Linked DNA regions of Mus musculus: region 1 is linked to region 2. Evidence: chromatin loops called from intact Hi-C (ENCODE). Cell type or tissue: left cerebral cortex. All regions are shown on one strand. Links, peaks and the distances in the headings refer to the core of each region. The heading gives the core; the rest is flanking DNA. Region 1 has its middle 41 kb from the start of Mier3. Region 2 holds the start of Gpbp1 (GC-rich promoter binding protein 1).

What was found. Hi-C counts contacts between places; a loop is a spot of excess contacts. Peaks named below come from ENCODE experiments on the same cell type or tissue, not always from the same donor. Only the 100,000 strongest peaks of a DNase experiment are listed, where the experiment ranks them.
Region 1: a loop joins it to region 2, with 2.9 times the contacts of the local background. A loop is called at or near these places in 14 of 42 quality-filtered maps.

Annotation. Positions count from the first base shown.
Region 1 is chr13:111,724,161-111,729,533 of GRCm38, forward strand. It overlaps the pseudogene Gm15488. Among named protein-coding and RNA genes, the nearest start is that of Mier3, 41 kb to the left of the region's middle. In left cerebral cortex, for the core only: a CTCF peak has its summit at 2,960 (motif pointing left); DNase peaks (open chromatin) are centred at 850 and 1,434; H3K4me3 peaks cover 1,791 bases; H3K27ac peaks cover 480 bases.
Region 2 is chr13:111,486,452-111,491,824 of GRCm38, forward strand. It overlaps Gpbp1 (GC-rich promoter binding protein 1), which reads right to left and starts at 3,676. Exons shown (of 13, transcript NM_028487.5): 1 at 3,267-3,676; 2 at 972-1,919. In left cerebral cortex, for the core only: no CTCF peak of the experiment used is centred there; DNase peaks (open chromatin) are centred at 2,349, 2,725, 3,569 and 4,130; H3K4me3 peaks cover 2,720 bases; H3K27ac peaks cover 1,787 bases.

The DNA of each region.
Region 1 (5,373 bases), core at 271-5,270, 240 kb after region 2:
GGACTCTCAGAAGGTGTTGATTTTTTGACTCAACTGGTTCTGGAAGCACAAGAAATTTGATGGCTTACTATGGTCGTTTAAAAATAGAGCCTGGGGAACCTTTGGTAACGTTCCTAGAACAACGTCACCTGTAATAATTTTATCTTTGGGTCTTTTGCAATGTGTTGAAGAATCTGAAAGTTTCTGTTTCCTACGCAGCAATCGACTAAAGTTCTGGATGATTCCTGGGTTATTGCCCTTAATGAACTAAGCTATGCTAAACTGAGACCCTAGAAGAAGCAATTCTTTGGGAGAGGTCAATGTTCTCTAACCCGCAACCATGAGCATCCAAGTAGCCAGTCATCAACATGCGTTTTGTTTTGTTTTGTTTTTGCAAAGAAACTTGGGCATGGAAATGCTAGGGAACGTGCCCGAGGTACTAAAGCTGTAAACGGAAAGATCAGAAGCAGACACGTAGCTCAGCTTTCCCTCGAACCATTCAATAGCTACTTGAATGTTTTCAAATAAGAATCTTCGTAAACACTTTTTCCCATAGGCGTGTCCTTTTCAAAGGCAAACTTAAGCCAAATTCACATCCCTTGTCATATAGTCTCTCCCGGGAGTGGTAATTTCTTCTTTGACTATATCACTCTTACTTCCAGAACTATTTTTTTTTTTTAACAAACTGTTGTTTCTGAACAAAAAGGAAGAAACTTTCTCTTGATATTTCTAAGGTAACGCCACACCCGAATTCACGTCTCCGTAGTGTGAAGCTTCGGGAAGGCGCTTGTGTCTGTCTCACTTTCAGCCGAGTCTTCCGCTGCATAGACTGCAGATCAGCAGCACGCTCACAAACGCCAGCCGTCACAGCCCACGGCGACCCACCCCGAGCAATCCATGGTTTTCTGCTCTTTTCTACGCGTTAATGAGACTAAGCCTTGACTTTTCCGAGGAAGTTCAAACTCCTAGGTCCCGGTTGAGGAAAGGCCACACCCCCACTTTGTAAGTTTCTATTTGCTCCTTTGCAGCATCCTTGTAAGGGCGGAGTTACTAAAGGAAAAAAGCGCGCGCGCGTGAGACCCAGCAGCGCGGCGCACACTGGGAAAGGGGACACAGGTCCCGCCCCCGTAAGGTGGGCATCTGCGTTACCGAATAGCCCCAACCCCCTCGGCGACCCTCAGCCTCAGGGCTCCGCCTACTTTGGGCTCCACCCACTTCAGGTTCCTTTCGCCTTAAACCTCGGGTTGTCCCAGGCTCCACCCACCTCAGGCTCCTCCTCTTAGGCCCGCCCACCGCAGAACTTTGGAAGCCCCCAGGCTCCACCCACCTCAGGCTCGGCCCCCCCCAAGGCTTGCTCGAGTCAGCCCAGGGCATCCCGGGGCTTCAAGTACTTCAGGCTCCGCCTCCGCGGCCCGCCCGCCTCAGCCCATTGGCTGGGCGTAACAGCTTTGGCAGCAGCGAGGGCTGCGTGACGTCGTGAGGTCCTGCCATTCCGTCCTCTCACTTCGGGTTGTAGGTGAGGCTTCTCACATTCTGGGGGGGACGAAGCGGCGCCATCGCCCCCACACACCCTGCAGGCTGCTCTGTGGTGCAGCGAGGAGGAAGGCGTGGAAGAGGCGCGTCGAATCCTCGCCCCGCTCAGTTAAGGGAGGAGCCGGGCTGCGCTGTCCCGCCCTCCGGGCCTCCGCCCAGGGTGTCCCACACCGCAAGGCTCCTGCAGCCCGGGCGCGCAGAGCTGGAGCAGCCTGCTCTCGCTGTGCGTTTGCGCTCTCATGGGTACAACGATCTTGGTTGTGCGCGAAGAGTCACTGGACTTCATGGCATCCTGGCCTCTAGGAACGCTCCCTGGGCGTGGGCCGCCTGGTTTCTTTCCCAGGGTTGTGCCTGCTGCTTGTAACGTCTGTCCTCAGCCTCTGCTTAGTCCCTACTCTCATGGGCTCCACTCAGCTGAACTCTTCTCGGCCAATTTCCAGCCTTAGCCTGGACCTCAGGCGCTTCTAAGAGCGAGCGAACCCATTCAAAGAGGCACACACACACTGATTTAGTTTATGCGTATTAGTGATTTACCTGCATGTATATATGTGCACCTTGTGGGTATCTGGTGTCCACGGTGTCCGCTGGAACCGGATAAATGGTTGTGAGCGACCATGTGGATGTTGGGAACAGAATCCCAAGGTAGCTGCATGAGTGTTCTTAACTAAAGTGATTTGTGAATATATAGACATAAGAACAAAATGCCCTGTTTGCACTTCATTCTCCTAAACAGCCGAAGGCAAGATTACCAGACAAAATGCTTTCTTAAGGAGCTTTTTAAGGTATAGTATATGATATTTCATAGTGGTGTATGATAAACCGCACACACTTAAAGTGAACAATTTGATAAATCTTTTGTCTATACACTAATCAAAATTAAGATTGTAAATGTATCCATCACTTTCAAAATCCTGTTAGAACCTTTCTTTAACCATTCTCATGTATTCTTTCATTCCCAGTCCCCAAGTGACCATTAAGCTTTCTGTCATTGGATTAATATGATCATGTTATATTATCCTTTATATTACTGGGTTCTTTTGGTAAGATATTTAAAGAAAATTTGCATATGCATTATGAGAGATATGGGTCTATAATCTTGTGTTTGATGTTATTTTATCCAGTTTTGGATAAATACTAGCCTCATGGAAGGTGGGAAGCCATTTCTCCATGGATGGTATTTGAAAGAACTTTAATAACTCACTCAATGCACAGGGCCAGCACCCATGTGTATCAATAGGTCGGGTGTCCACACGACAGATTCTGGAACTTTGGTTTCTTTTTAAAAGAAAAAAAAAACACGCACACAGAAATATTATAAGAATGTGTTTTGGAGGCTGGAGAGATGGCTCAGCAGTTAAAAGCACTGACTGCTTTTCCAGAGACCGTGAGTTCAACTCCCAGCAACCACATGGTGGCTTATAATCATCTGTAATGGGGATCCGATGCCCTCTTCTGGTATGTCTGAAGACAGTGAAAGTGTACTCACATACATGAAATAAAAAAATAATAAATCTAAAAACAACAACCCAAAAAGAATGTGTTTTTGTTTTAATTCCAGGCTTGCTTTGACCTGTCAGAATCAGCTGATCATGATTTGCCTCATGCTCTAGCAAAAGCCTGGTTTTGCCAGCTGCAGATAGTTTCTGCGATTGTGTGACATTTGGAATTCTGGGAACTTTTCTGAGGGTATATAAATGTGAGGGCCTTGTGGTGGTTTGAATATGCACAATTAGGAAGTATGACCTTGTTGGAGGAACTGTGACACAAAGTGGGTTTTGAGACCTTCTTTTAGCCACTTGGAAGACAATCTGCTCCTGACTTTCTTTGGATGAAGATGAACTCTCAGCTCCTTCTGCACCATGCCTGGCTGGAAGCTGCCATGCTCCAAATTGATGATAATGGACAGAGCCTCTGAACCTGTAAGCCATCCTCAATTAAGTGTTGTCTTTTATAAGAGTTGTCTTGGTCATGGTGTCTGTTTATAACAATAAACCCTAAGACAGGCCCCCAAGAGGCATGGTGTGTAGTCATTGGTCATTTAGAGAGGTTGGTTACAGTTTGTTAGTAGATATGGTCAAAGAAGAAATAATAGAAAAGAGATTAGATTCCAGGATCTCTCTGTCTTCTCTCTTTCTCTCTATCCTTCTTAGGGGTGAAACTAGGGCACAGAATAAAGGGTAGGAAAAAGAAGAACCCACAAAGTAGCCAAGACCAGCTACAAGTGGCTCCTATTGGGCACAAGAAGGAAAAAACGAGAAATTTGATTTTAAATGTAGAGGAAATGGCAGGTGACAAAGAAATGTTTTTATTTTTTTCAAGTGGAAAAAATTCTTTTGACTTGTATCACTGGGATACCCCTTGCTTTGCTCTTAGAGGGGATTTTCTGTTTCTTTTTTGTATATTTTGTTTCAAAAAGGTTGAAAGACTGGCTAAGTAGTTGAAAATATTGCAGGTGGAAATGAAGGGAACTGAGAAACAAAAAATGGCTGAAATGGGGAAACAGAAGGGGGCTCTCTGCTCTCTCATTTCTCAAGGGTTTCACAGCTGTCTGTGAAACTGGAGAGGTTCCTGGTGGAGGTGGAAGTACCTGGGGATCAAGGAGTACTGGAGAAGAGAACACAAAAGCTCAGTCCTGGTGACTGAGCATGACTGGGAATTTCCCGAAGGAGGTGAGAGGGAAAGAAACTGCCAGAGGGCAGTGGAGTCAGAGAAAAGCTGAAAGAGTGGACAACCAGATGAGATAGCCTGTTTGGAAAGAAAGGGTCAATCTGGAACCTGCTGAGCTGCCAGGATTAGGGGAGGGGCATCCAGGATTATGACATCACCATCAGCTTTCCCGTTAGTCTACAGCATATATCTGCTACTGGCGTAGAGCACAGTTAGGACAAGATAGGATGTGAAGAATAAAGATAAAAAATTACTGAACTCTTCCTCACCCCAGAGCCCGACCCCTCCCATCTAGAGATTGTTCCCAGAACACTCCTGAACTCTTCACCCCAGAATGCATTCCTGAACTCCTCACCCTAGAGTTCGAACCCTCCCAACTAAAGACTGTTCCAAGAACATTTTTGAGATAAGGGCCTCCTGGAACAACCTCAGAATGAACCGGGTACATTGCCAAATAATAGGACATGACCCCTTAGTTACGTAGAATTCCCTTGGCAGAACCCCTTGTCCCTTGGCAGAACCCCTTAGTTATGCAAACTTGTACTTTCCCTGCCCCGCTCTCCCCCCTTGAGTTTTTCCTATATAAGCCTGTGAAAAATTTGGCTCGAGGTTGATTCTCCTCTACACCATACTAGGTGCATGAGTTTCGACCCCAGAGCTCTGGTCTATGTGCTTTCTTGCTGTTACTTTATTAAATCTTGCCCTCTACATTTTGAGTACGGTCTCAGTGTCTTCTTGGGTCCGCGGCTGTCCCGAGGCTTGAGTGAGGGTCTCCCTTCGGGGGTCTTTCATTTGGGGGCTCGTCCGGGATCAGCGCGACCACCCAGAGGTCCTAGACCCACTTAAAGGTAAGATTCTTTGTTCTGTCTTGGTCTGGTGTCTGTGTTCTGTTTCTAAGTTTGGTGCGATCGCAGTTTCGGTTTTGCGGACGCTCAGTGAGACCGCGCTCCGAGAGGGAACGCGGGGTGGATAAGGATAGACGTGTCCAGGTGTCCACCGTCCGTTCGCCCTGGGAGACGTCCCAGGAGGAACAGGGGAGGACCAGGGACGCCTGGTGGACCCCTTTGGAGGCCAAGAGACCATCTGGGGTTGCGAGATCGTGGGTTCGAGTCCCACCTCGTGCCTTGTTGCGAGATCGTGGGTTCGAGTCCCACCTCGTGTTTTATCGCGAGATCGTGGGTTCGAGTCCCACCT
Region 2 (5,373 bases), core at 213-5,212:
GTACTCACATACATAAACTAAATAATTCTTTAAAAAAGAAAAATTAAGTGGACTTGCTCAGTGCTTGTGCTTATTCCCAGTAACCTTTAACTGAAGCGTGTTGACTACAAACTGCTTCAATAAGATGTTTCAAAAACTTTTTTTTTTTTTTTTTTGGTTTTTCGAGACAGGGTTTCTCTGTGTAGCCCTGGTTGTCCTGGAACTCACTCTGTAGACCAGGCTGGCCTCGAACTCAGAAATCTGCCTGCCTCTGCCTCCCGAGTGCTGGGATTAAAGGTGTGTGCCACCACGCCCGGCTATGTTTCAAAAACTTGTCTGTAATGTGTTAAACATATAGAATTGTTGTACCTTAAAACAAGCTATTTCTTAAGATATCAAATTTAAAACCAAACTTGCATTATTCTGTGTTACACTACCGCTAAACTAGATCTCTAAACTATGTGTTTAGTAATACAGTCTAAACTCACACTTAGAAAATAAAGTAGTAATCAAGACCCATGACATTTACAATATAAAACCAACCAGACATCAACTGTGTAGACTTTCCTACGTTTGCACTATGCGCTCCCGCTCGCTCTCTCTCTCTATATATATATATATGCTATCATAAAGCAGAAAGTGATTTCTCTCTCTCTCTCTCTCTCTATATATATATATATATGTATATATATATATATATATATGCTATCATAAAGCAGAAAGTGATTACTGACCAGATGCATTTATGTTTTTTCAACTTTAAAAATACAAAAACTTTTAATAAGACTAATGTCTGAAACATTTGTAAACCTTAAAATCATCCCCATTTCAATTTGCTATATAGCTAAATGGCTGGCTATTTTCAGACTATCCAGAAATGTAATCAGAAACATTTTTTTCAAGAAACTGAAAGGTTTCCAAATATAACACGGGATCAATCTGACTCTTATTACAGATTACAGAGGAACATCTATTTGCTCACAAGTACTTACAAATTCCAAAAGGACTGCACAAGAAGGTGTTGATTTCTTCTCTATAAGCTTTATGTTTTCCAGTTTGTTTTTTTATTTTGTATCCTCTGAAATATCCAAGTTCTTTGAAGATACTTAACCTATGACTATTTGACATAGAGTTACTTGAAGTCAGCTACCCATATTTACTTTGAAGTTTTCATATGGTCAGATCCAGAGTTAGCCAGGTTCCTTGGATTTAAGAGCAAGGTCTTCTTTACTGTTCCATGTATTTGTCACTGTTGTACTTATCCACTCCAGAAGAAATAGCCAATTTATGTGCCAAAAAGCAGAAACAAAAAGAAAAATTTCACATCTGAAGATTACTTCTAAACATCAGCGTGTATAGACAAATAGCTATCTCAATACTACCATGCTGGTGTGAAAATGGAACATCTTACATTCCCAAGTAAATAAAAGATAAAAAGAAAAAAACGCTGTATTCTTTCAATGTCTTCATTTAGAAAAGCTGTCCCATTGTAATATGAAAAAAGCTGAAGTCAAAAATTACTAAAACTTTTAATAAAGGTAAAAAGAACTGCCACAAAACTTCAGCAATATTTAAACAGTAATTTGAAACTGCTGAAACTACTTGGTACACAAATCAAACATATCTTACAGTTTTGGCTGAAGAACACAAACAGGAGAGGGGAAAGAGACAAAAATAACACCAGATGAAATGCTTTAACCACTTATATAATCCGTTTGACCCAAAATACTGAAGAAATGGCTGGGACTTTTAGTAGCTCGTTGAATTTGTTCACTACTATCAATTCACTTCAGAGATGATTCTTGTCAATTTTAATGAACTTCTGGAGCAAAATTGCCCAAAACAAAAACAAAACTGTAATTCCAAAATGGCCACTTGAAATATCCGGGGCCTTTTAAACAAAACCTAGATGATGATCTTCATACGCCAAATTCAACCACCTGTAAAAGTTGTATTAGGAAAAAACAAAAACAAAAAACTTAAGTCAGTTTTTATTTTCAAATCAAAATTAACCCCCATTTGGAAAAAAATTTAACCTCTGGGGAAAAAATTTTTCCCACACAGCCGTAAAAAGAGAGCTGGGGAAAAAGTCTTTTCCTAGCCCTCGATGAAGTCTACTGAATGAAGGGAGTTAGAAAACTGTGGGCGACGATATCACTGAAGAGTTCCGATTTGAACTGGGAACTGGGTGCAGGTAGTACCCTGGAGGTTGCAAGCGCCCAACTTAAAAACTTTGAGCAAATATTCAAACTACGAAAGTGGCCCACGGTCTCAGCAGTGCTCTTCCCCGATTCTCTCCCATGTGCCAAAGGAAAACAAATGGACAGGTGGTGCTGCCACGGAGCGTCGGGGAACCCGACTCCGAGAGTGAGAGGCGGAAAGGAGCGTGACGCTCCTTCCAAAACGCAATCTCGGAGGACGGAGCAGCTGGATTGTCCCCACTACGGCTTAGTAGGAAGGCCGGCGGGCAGGCCGGCGGGCGGGAGGGGAGCGTGGCAAGGCGAGCGTGGCAGGGCGAGTGGCTACGGTTCGCCCGGGGGCTGACTCCCAAGCCCGGGAGAGCAGCGCTCGGCTCCAGGTGCTCGGCCCCATTCCCTTGAAATTAAGCAAACAGGTTTCGGCCAAAACTCCAGGGGTGGGAGGTGCGGGACGCGACCCGTCCACCCCGTTAAGGACCGTGCTCTCCCCGGGAAAATAAACAGGTCCCGTCGGACTCGGGAGCCGACGCGACTTCGGAGCGCTCGCCTTGGGCGAGCAGCCACCACCACCACCGCAACTGCCACGGAGCCCGGCGCGGCGGGGAGGGCGAAGCGCCGCCGAGCACACGGCGGAAGTCCACGGCTCCGCACGCCGCGACTCCAGTCCCCGGTCCCCCGGTTCCCCGGTTCCCGGGGCCGCCTTGCTGGTGGTGGCCCAGGAAGGCGCGCGTGCCGGGGCCTGGGGTCTTAGCCCGACGCCGCGGGCGCCCCGGCCGTTCCCGGCCTTCGCCGCCGAGCACCACCCCCCCCCACCACGGCCGCCGAGGCCCGCCGCCCACCTCGCCCCACGGCCGCCGCCGCCGCCTCCGCTCCGCCGGGCTGAGTCAACGCCGGCCGGGGGGAGGGAGGGAGGGAGGGAGGACGGGCGGGCGCCCCGCGCCTCACGCCTCACGCCGCCCCCCGGCCGCCCGCACCCTCACGCCTCGCGCCACCAACGCCGCTCCCGACCCCTCAAGCCCCAACGCCGACACGGGCAACCCCTCCCCCGGTCCCCGAGACTCCCGTCCGGGGCCCAGGGGACTGTGTTACCTTCTGCCCCACCAGAGGTGCCCCTGGCCTGGGGGTGCCGCTGCGCTCGATCCCGGGAGGAGGTTTTCGGTACTTTGAATAATCCCCTTTTGCCGCTTTTCCCTCCCCCACAACCAGTCTCAGTCCCAAAATGGCGCCGACCCGATCCGCAATGTTCTGGGCCAAGTCTCGCGAGATCGTGGAAGGTGGCGAGGGAGGGGGGACGCAGCGGAGAGGTTGAGAAGTAAGAGGAGGGAGGCGGGGCGAGGGGAAAAGAGGAGGAAGAAAGGGTGCGGAAGCCGCGGTGCAAACGAACCCACTGGGCGGAGCCGGAGGAGGAGGGCCTCCACCACAGAACCTTCTGGCCCAAGTAGCAGCTCACGCCCCAGGTCAGGGAAGCTCCGCCCTCTACGTCGGCGCCTGGGGGAGAGGAAGGGGCGGGGCTAGACCGGGGGCGGGGCTTTGAGGAGGACCCGGAGGCTGGGCCTGGCGCGGGGGAAGGGCGGGGGCGGGGCGGGGGGCGGGGCGGGGAGGCGGAGTCTCGGCGCGGTGACGTCAGGAGCAGCTGGAGCCGGGGATTACCCCCTGCTGCTGACGTGAGGACGGTGAACAATCCGGAACGTTCGGTGGAAGGGGGAATTCCCGTCCGTTCCCTGAGGAGCGCCTCTGTGCAGCCGCGGGCCCTCCCCGAGCTCGGGAACGGTGGGGTGGAGAGGACGAGCGCAGGCGGTCCGGACGGGCAGGCGGGCTCGCAGGGCGTGCGGCGCTTCTGAGTCTGCCCGGCAGCGCCGCGCAACCCGGAACGGCCGGCGGCGGGCGCCGTTCGTTCGGCTCCGCCTGAAGCCCGCCGTGGCTCGCAGGCCGCTCGGCGCGGGCCCTGAGCGCTCCGTGGGCGGAGCCGGCCCTGCCTGAGTGATTGGGCGCCGCAGTCGCGCGCCACGCGGAGCGTGCGGGACGTTAACACGCGGAAGCCGGGTTAGGGAGGCGCGCGAGGCTCGGCTGCAGCCACCGTTCCCCCGGAGTGCGAAGGGCTGCCAGAGAGCATCGCGCTAGTAATTCCTATTTCTAATAACTCCAAAGGAGATGGATTATTTCATCAGCGTTGTCCTGGGTATCCGCATAGCACAAACGATTATTTAAAAAAAAAAAGTTACGGTATTCACTTTCTCTACATATAGCCAAAGGTTCACTCTGGAAAGGTTGGAGATTTAATTCTAAAAGGAAAAAAGTAGAAGAAATGAGGGAGAAGCGTCCTAAAGAGGGAAAATCACCGGAGCGTCATTTCCCAGAAACTTTTTATATGCATTATAGGGTTTGTAGTTTAGTGCGTTACCCCTATAAGTTCGCCGAATGTAAACTCGCCTTAATTTGTACCTCAATCTTTACCCATCTTGCCCCCTAGGTACAAAGGGAAAAAGGGCTTAAAACTAAAGGATGCTTTTTTCAATCGTGCCAATGTCTAAGATGTGTTTTCCTCACTTTTTACATAAGCTGGTTTCATATTTTAGAAATGATCCAGTTACTCCCTGGACCTTGACTACTCAACCTACCCGGTTTAAACTTCCGTTTGTTTTAGGTGGGTTTGAATATGGGTCGAGTGGGGACGGGAGAGGCAAGGATTCGTGTTGCTTTCTCTAAAGAGCTATGTAGAGAACCTTGAACGCCCGATCCTTTTGCCTCTGCTTTACAAACTCTGGGGTCACAACCATGCCCCACCCCGCCCAGCTCTGTTTTAAGTCTTAATCCAAACTCTTTCCACTACACGAGACCTGAATCCATAAAATTAACGTATATTGAAAAAGAACTTGGGTTGCTTTTGAATTTAGCTCGGATCTCAGCTATGTAACCCAAGCTGGCCTGGAGTTCTCCTTATCCCTTCAAAGACACACCACCTGGTTTCTATTTCTAAGAATTGATATCAAACTAGGCAGAACAGGAAGAGGAGGGAATGCATGGGGACATGAGAAGAAAAAGGGTACCTTTCACCAAGAGTCAGGCATTAAATAAGATGAACAGCACCTGCTTTAGAGAAAACTATTCCAAGAAAGTTAAAATATCCTGGAGTCGTGCCTTACATCTATAATCCCAGCATTCTCTGAGTTCAGATTAACCTCGAGGACATAGCAAA